2 separate regions of the Homo sapiens genome follow, and region 2 is linked to region 1. Evidence: chromatin contacts called from ENCODE Hi-C or POLR2A ChIA-PET data. All regions are on one chromosome and are shown on one strand. The core of a region is the stretch at or near the end of the contact, and the rest is flanking DNA. Distances in the headings are between cores, read along the strand shown.

Region 1 (3,607 bases), core at 80-2,579:
GGTAGGACATTTTTAGTTCCGTTGCTGACTGTGTCTAGGAACATAAATGAGGAAACCTCTGCCTCCCAGTCCAGCCCACTCTCTGATTTTCTCTATTTGGAAGTACTCTTCAGTGGCATAGACAGACTTTCTCTGTATGGTGGTTGTATTAGTCCATTCTCAAGCTGCTATGAAGAAATACCCGAGGCTGGGTAATTATAAAGAAAAGAGGTTTAATTGACTCATAGTTCTGCATGGCTTGGGAGGCCTCAGGAGACTTACAATCATGGTGGAAGGCACCTCTTCACAGGGTGGCAGGAGAGAGAATGAGTGCAAGCAGGGGAAATGCCAGGCACTTATAAAACCATCAGATCCCATGGGACTCACTCATTATCACGAGAACAGCATGGGGAAACTGCCCCCATGATTCAATTACCTCTACCTGGTCCCAGCCTTGACACGTGGGGATTGTGGGGACTACAATTCAAGATGAGATTTGGGTTGGTACACAGAGCCAAACGTATCAGTGGTGAAGTAGATTTTTAATTAGTGTGCTTCCTGTTCTCAAGCCCAGTGCAAGATTTCTTCTCAGAGCTCCAGCTCCAAACAGAAGAACCCTAAAGAAAGATTGGTCCGTCTCAGGTACCAGGCTCTTACCTGTATCATCAGAGTGGTCAAGAAAATGGGAATTTGTAATTAACCAGGCCTATACTGTGCAGCTTATAGGAAAGGAGGAGGATCCTATAATTAATTGTCCCACCAGAATCACAAATCTAAAGTATGAGAGATTTAATACTTCAACCAGGGTGTGCAGTGCTAGACACCCTAAACCCACATCTTCCAAGAGGAAAGGCTTCTACAATAATTGGAATATAGGATTATAAAGAAGAAATGAAAGGCCCACATTCCCTCAGAAAACCCTGCCCCAAAAATGTACAGAAGAGAAACACCTCTGGGCCAAGAGCTAAATGGTGTTTTTGCTTTTCATCCAGAAAGAGCCAAGATAATGCAAAGGGAATATTATTCTTTCCTAACTGATGCAAACTTCTGGGGAGAAAAACATACAAGTGCAAACGTTATGTTCAAATCTACATATGCGTAATACATTCATGAGCACCAGTGTATCATTGTGATTTGGCACTTAATATTTAACGAATCTAATATTTTTGTTTCTATGAATACTTCTCAGCTGCCTGGGATAGCCTGAAAGTTCCTAGTCTCATTTCCCTGGTGGTTCTTTGCCAGAGAATGTAACAGTGAAGGAAATCAAAAGGCCTTATTTCATCAGCTGACACTGGAGGGAACAGCACAGGAATCACAGACTGAGGCTGGCAACCAGCCCCCTTTCTCACAGAGGAAAATTACCAGAACTCTCTGCAGAGTGACTAAGAGCTGCCAGCAGTGCTGCCTCGTGTCCTCTTCTCATCTGAGACTGAGCAGATGCAGCTTTATAAACAAGATGGAGAGAGAAGCCAGGATTCCACTGTGAGACAGAGCAAGCCACCTCTGACCAGGTGGTCTTCCCATCATATCTATGGACACTGGGCAGACAGCATGAAACGCTAATGGGCAAAAGCACCACAGATGCTTCCTGAAACCAGGGCAGTGCTGAAAGTCAACAGAATGGGCGTCCTGGTTAGGGTGGGTATCGGCTTTTTCATAATGTGGTCAGGGAGACAGACGCTCCCAAGAAACCCGTTGGCTCATCCAGTTGTCTGGCAGAGATGAATCGATGTTAAGACACATCCCTGACTGTGCCTTCCATGCATCTGTTCTAGAACTGGAAAGTTGCCAAGACCCTGAGGACTCCCACAACAGAAAACAGAGGGAAAAAAAATTAAATTGGAATAGTGTATTGTAGGAGTAATAGAGATTTGCATTATTTGCCTGATGTTTATCGGTTTTTGAACCACATGCAAATAAAGAGCCTCTGACTTACTCCCTGCTGTATCCCAGCTCCTAGTAGAAAAGCTAGTTCATAGAAGTGCTCAAAACATATTTCATAAATGAATGAGAGACATTACCTAATTTTCCTCCATACCAATCCTAATCATGAAAAAGGCTGGTGTGTACATATGTGTGTTGTGTATGTGCATGTATTTCATTGAATCCCTGCTTCTGAAGTACTTCTGAAATAGTAAAGCTCCTAAAGTACCAAAGACCAGGAAAATATGACCTCGTGTCTATGTGTAGCTGGCTAGATGATGAAAGGATAATATGGTCTGGTCAGAATATCCTACTAATTGGAGATTTTGAGTCTAGTTATCCCAGGGATAAACCATACATTTGAATATTTTAATATTCAATTATCTTTTTTTCCCTTTGTGAGAAAGAACTGAAACATCTCTAAAAAGGAGCAAATGAAGACAGTTTCATCAAGACCAGCACTCTAGGGAAGGAGAGCCTTACCATATCAGTGAAAGAAGGAATCAGGAAATTATCAGCTAGCAGCTGAAATAGAACTGTTGTCTGTCGGTCCCTAAAATGCAACTAAAAGTCTCCTATGAACACCATCACCCATTGTCTCTTTTTATACCCCTCAAGTTTCTTGTTATCCCTTTCTGGTATCTCATCTCAGAAATACCTCTCCAGGGATAATTACTGACCACACCTACCTTGGACATTTTATTTAACCAATTTTTGTCCATATTCCTATTTCAAATGAGGGATAAGCCCCTTCCCTCACCTCTGCTCCTTTGAAGCTAGGTCCTAAAAAGTGGGCAATAGGCCTAGATATTTCAGGACAGAGAAAGGAGCTATGCTAAGTCATTAGCCCACCACAAAACAGAATCTACTGTGAGAGAGGAGCTTCCACTTACAGAGCTAACTATAGGAGCACAATTTTCTGGGAAGATAAAAGTCAACGATCTTGGCAGCCAGGCTCCAGGTGCTCCTGCCTCCACCATGACATTCTCTTCTTAAGGCAAGAGCATGGTCCAAGAGTACCTTTTCCAGGCTGTCTTCACATCCTCAAGGATAAAAGCATACAGCACTAATTCTTCCCCCAAATCTACTTCCCCATGTTCAGGCGGGCCAACAGTACTACTGCCCGTTCACCTACATGCCACTCAGTCCTGCCACTAGAAAAGCCAGCATCTTTCCAGAGGGCTACCAAGCACTGCCAAGACACTGGACACAGTTCTCAAGCAAAATGGGTCCTTAATGGAAGACGCTCAAAATCTAGCTCTTGGATTGGGAGCAATGGAAGGCTGAATGCCCTTGGCCCAAAGGCTTAGGGTTGTTTAGGTTATGTTTCCTGGTCATCTTCAGCTGAACAGCCTGAAAAGGAAGGTTCCTAAGTGCTGGGAGGGAGAATGAAAAGGAAAACAAACAGAATGTAGAGACAGCTGTAGTGTGGATACCCAAGTTCCTTCTGAACTTTGTACACAGAGACCTCACACGTTCTCCTTTCCTCCCTTGGAAGCAGGGACAGATAGACACTGCTCTGCTACATGGACACATACTGGGAGCCCAAGCTTCCTTTTTGAAAACCCACGGGGATTTTTCTCTCTGGACCTCAGCCTGATACACTAACATAAAGAGGAATAGCCTTGTTTTCACTTCCTTTCTGTCTCAATTATCACTCTTTACACTCCAATCTCTTCTAATCCCCTTCATCTCTCCTGTC
Region 2 (3,455 bases), core at 593-3,092, 33 kb before region 1:
GCAACTCCAGAGAGTAATGTATTTGTCAGCAGTTGTGCATTACAAGTCTTTTTCCTGTTTTAACTTGCATCAGTGGTGCTTCTGCACTAAAACATTAACGCCTCCCTGCATTTACCAACCCAAAGCCCTGTGAACAGTGATGGAGCAAACTGGGGGGACTTTTTTGAGGAAAAGCCACCTTCTCAGTGGCAGAATGAGTGATTGACTGCATTGCCCCAAAGGTTCAAGATCGAGTCCTATTATGGGCAGTGATTCAGTGGGAAACCTCACCACTTTGCAACTCTTTGTCTTTTTCAAAAACCAACAATGGCATGAAGTAGTTGGACACAAAATTTATTATGTGAAAATTTGATCTAAGACTAAAGTTCAAATAATAACTCTTAAAGTTCACATTTGTTGAAACATAGGCTTATTCTTATTTGAAAATTGCATGTATAGGTGGTTTGGGATTAAAACTCCAAAATACATGCTGTTTAACCATCTGCTTTTATGTGTTTGCTCCTAGCATTGAAGTTGTGGTTAAATAATACATGTTTTACATTTAAATAAGTGGAAAGATGGCCAAGACCCATTGAGAAAAGGAAACATTTAGCTCCCCATTTCCTCTGGCTAGTTTTTAGAACACGTTTGTGTATGCCTTTCCTGAAGAACAACCTTTAATCACACCAAAGACAGATATGTTTGTTTCAGTGATTTCAATAACATGAGAAATGAAATGCATATTGCTAGAACATAGGTATTAGAGACTATCTACTCCAACAATTTCATTTTGCAGAAAAGAAAGCTGAGACACAAAGAAAGGAAATAATTCTCTTAGACCTGCATGAAGGAAGCTACCCTTTGCTAGTACAGTGCTCATAAAGACAAGGTTTTGCCCTAAATAATACCAAGTTAGATGAATGAACATTTCTCCAAGCCTGAAAATGTGTCACTTTCTTAAGCATTTCTCATGAGTTGCTTTGATTAACGTTGACAATGCCATCAAACTCTGGGACTGAAGCAGCCAAAATTGCATGCTTAGTTAATGATTATCTAACAACCAAAAGTATATTGTTGTTAGTTGTGGCAAAGGTAACTAATTGCCCATCAAAGACTTGTGCTTTCCTTTCTATTATACAGAGTTTTTGTTGAAAAATGGCTGCCAGGCCAGGACTGTATTCTATCTCTTTTCTACTGGTAAGGTCATGTGACTAGTTTTCATCAATGGAACATGAGCAAAAGTGATGAATGTCACATCTGGGCTAAAACAGGTAAGAAGCCAGTGTGCCTTGTCTACAAGGTGGAAGAAGGCTGGGTCCCTGAATCACTGCATGGAAGGCAAAAGGCCTAAACCTACTTTGGACTCAATATGAGTGAGCAACAGCTTCTACTGTATCACCACTGAGGTTTGGGAGTTCAGCTGTTATAGAAGCTTGCATTATTACTAATGCATGCATCAAATGAAAAGCACCTCAAAACATAAAAATGTATCCCAAGCCATAAATTACATGGAGACCCTGTCTGCATGCTCTGTGTGTTAATTAAGTGATGAGACCTATTTCTTAGGTGAGGGTGCTGATGCTATAGCTTGAGAATCTCTACATATGTCACTGGCATAGTGGAAAATGCATAGTCATTAATGGCAAGAAGATGTGTTCAAAACCCAGCTCTTCCATCTACAAAGTGTGGAATGTTGGACAAAACCGCTTAACCTCTCCGTATCTCCCATGCATGGCTGTGATGTTCAGGGAGTGGTGGTGGGCAAACTTCTGGTAAAATCCTGAACCAGAGAAAGAAGCTCCTATGCCTGCCAAGGAGTTCTCTGGCTCCTTTCCAGATGCACTGAGTCAGTTGGTTCTGGCTTCTGGGAGAACTCCCTGCTGTAGCAAAGCAAATCCCTTCATACCACACTGACCTACCTGCCTCCCCTATCAATCACATGTCAGCTTACTCCCAGAAGTCCAGGGGACAGCTCCAAGCTTCTAATGGCCTTGCTTTGGCTTCATCTCCTTTGAGGCTGGACTGACAAAATGACATCTCTTCTCTACCATCCATTTTATCCCCTTCTTTCTTCTCACTCCTAGTGTTTTTTAAACAGTAAGGTGGCCAGGCATGGTGGCTCATGCCTGTAATCCTAGCACTTTCTGAGGCCAAGGTGGGCAGATCACTTGAGGTCAGGAGTTCGAGACCAAACTGGCCAACGTGGTGAAACCCTGTCTCTACTAAAAATATAAAAATTAGCTGGGCGCGGTGGTGGGCACCTGTAGTCTCAGCTACTAGGGAGGTTGAGGCAGGAGAATTGCTTGAACCCAGGAAGCGAAGGTTGCAGTGAGCCGAGATTGCGCCACTGCACTCCAGCCTGGGCGACAGAGTGAGACCCTGTCTCAAAAGAAAAAAAAAAAAAAAAAAACTAGTGAGGTATGCCTGCAAATAGTGAAGTGCTAGAGAAGTGTAAACTGCTAGAGAATCTCAAGCTATAACATCAGCACCCTCACCTAAGAAATAGCAACGCTCCATCTCAGACCAGCCCCAGGAAAACCCCCAATAGCTACTTTGGAAGATTTTGCTGAGTCACCCAGGACATAGCATCCAGATTGCATGAATGTAACGGTCCCAAAAATGCTTTCTACCATTTCTTAAGTGCAATAAAGAATGTAGAAAATATTAAGACACACAAATAATTCTGTTTTAAATTTCAAGAAGTTCTTTAAGCCCTGTTTTGCCCCCACTAAATTACGAAACATGTAGCTAAACATGCTCTTAACAAAAAAGGTTTTCCAGTTTTTTTAATGTCTTGACTTTTCAATCAGTTTCATCAACTCAGTCAAACAGGTTGCAATTAAGATCAGAAGGAAAAACGTCAAAAAGCCATTGAATTCATTTGGCACATAACACACTAAGGAAATGGCTACGTAAATCCAGCCTTTGCTTAAGTCTTCTGTTTGCTCAGCTGTGTTTATTTAAATTACATATTGGCCTTAACTAGGTCCAATATTTACTATTCAACCCCCTCCTGCTCACCTGAACTTGGGGTTCTTAGTTGCATGGAAGTAGGGTCAATGAATTAAATGTTTCTGATGTGCTGATTTGCATCTGAATTCAGGGGAGTCACTCAAAGTTTGGGGTTCCAGAGACACTAACTTCAGTGACTTGAAGACTCAGCTTTCCTTGAAGCAAGGACATGAAATATATCACAGATCTAACAAAAAAAATTGTTTTTAATTTTAAGTCTGGTAATGCTGAAATGGAACTGCAAAGATCAATCACAGGGACTGTTAAGGGAGAGAGTATTTAAAGATTATCTAGTTGGATGATCTTTCTAACGACTTTTTAGCACTGGAGCTCATATTATTATTATTTATTTATTTATTTAGGTGGAGTCTCATTCTGTGCCCAGGCTGGAGTGCAATGGTGCAATCTCGGCTCACTGCAAGCTCTGCCTCCTGGGTTCACGCCATTCTCTTGCCTCAGCCTCC

What was found. A loop is a pair of places that touch in the nucleus more often than their neighbours do. ChIA-PET counts read pairs that join two places held with the same protein, here RNA polymerase II (POLR2A).
Region 2: POLR2A ChIA-PET joins it to region 1 with 21 read pairs in PC-9. The contact joins two enhancer-like sites. A Hi-C loop is called at or near these places in 2 of 168 maps with a recorded cell type or tissue (esophagus muscularis mucosa and tibial artery). POLR2A ChIA-PET finds 5 or more read pairs at or near these places in 3 of 52 experiments (IMR-90, PC-9 and Panc1).

Annotation. Positions count from the first base shown.
Region 1 is chr2:222,992,218-222,995,824 of GRCh38, reverse strand. No RefSeq gene overlaps it. Among named protein-coding and RNA genes, the nearest start is that of KCNE4, 58 kb to the left of the region's middle. Within about 2 kb of position 1,329, at least 19 of the 41 ENCODE cell types and tissues checked have a DNase peak (open chromatin) inside an H3K27ac peak, as active enhancers do.
Region 2 is chr2:223,026,003-223,029,457 of GRCh38, reverse strand. No RefSeq gene overlaps it. Among named protein-coding and RNA genes, the nearest start is that of KCNE4, 24 kb to the left of the region's middle. Within about 2 kb of position 1,842, at least 3 of the 41 ENCODE cell types and tissues checked have a DNase peak (open chromatin) inside an H3K27ac peak, as active enhancers do.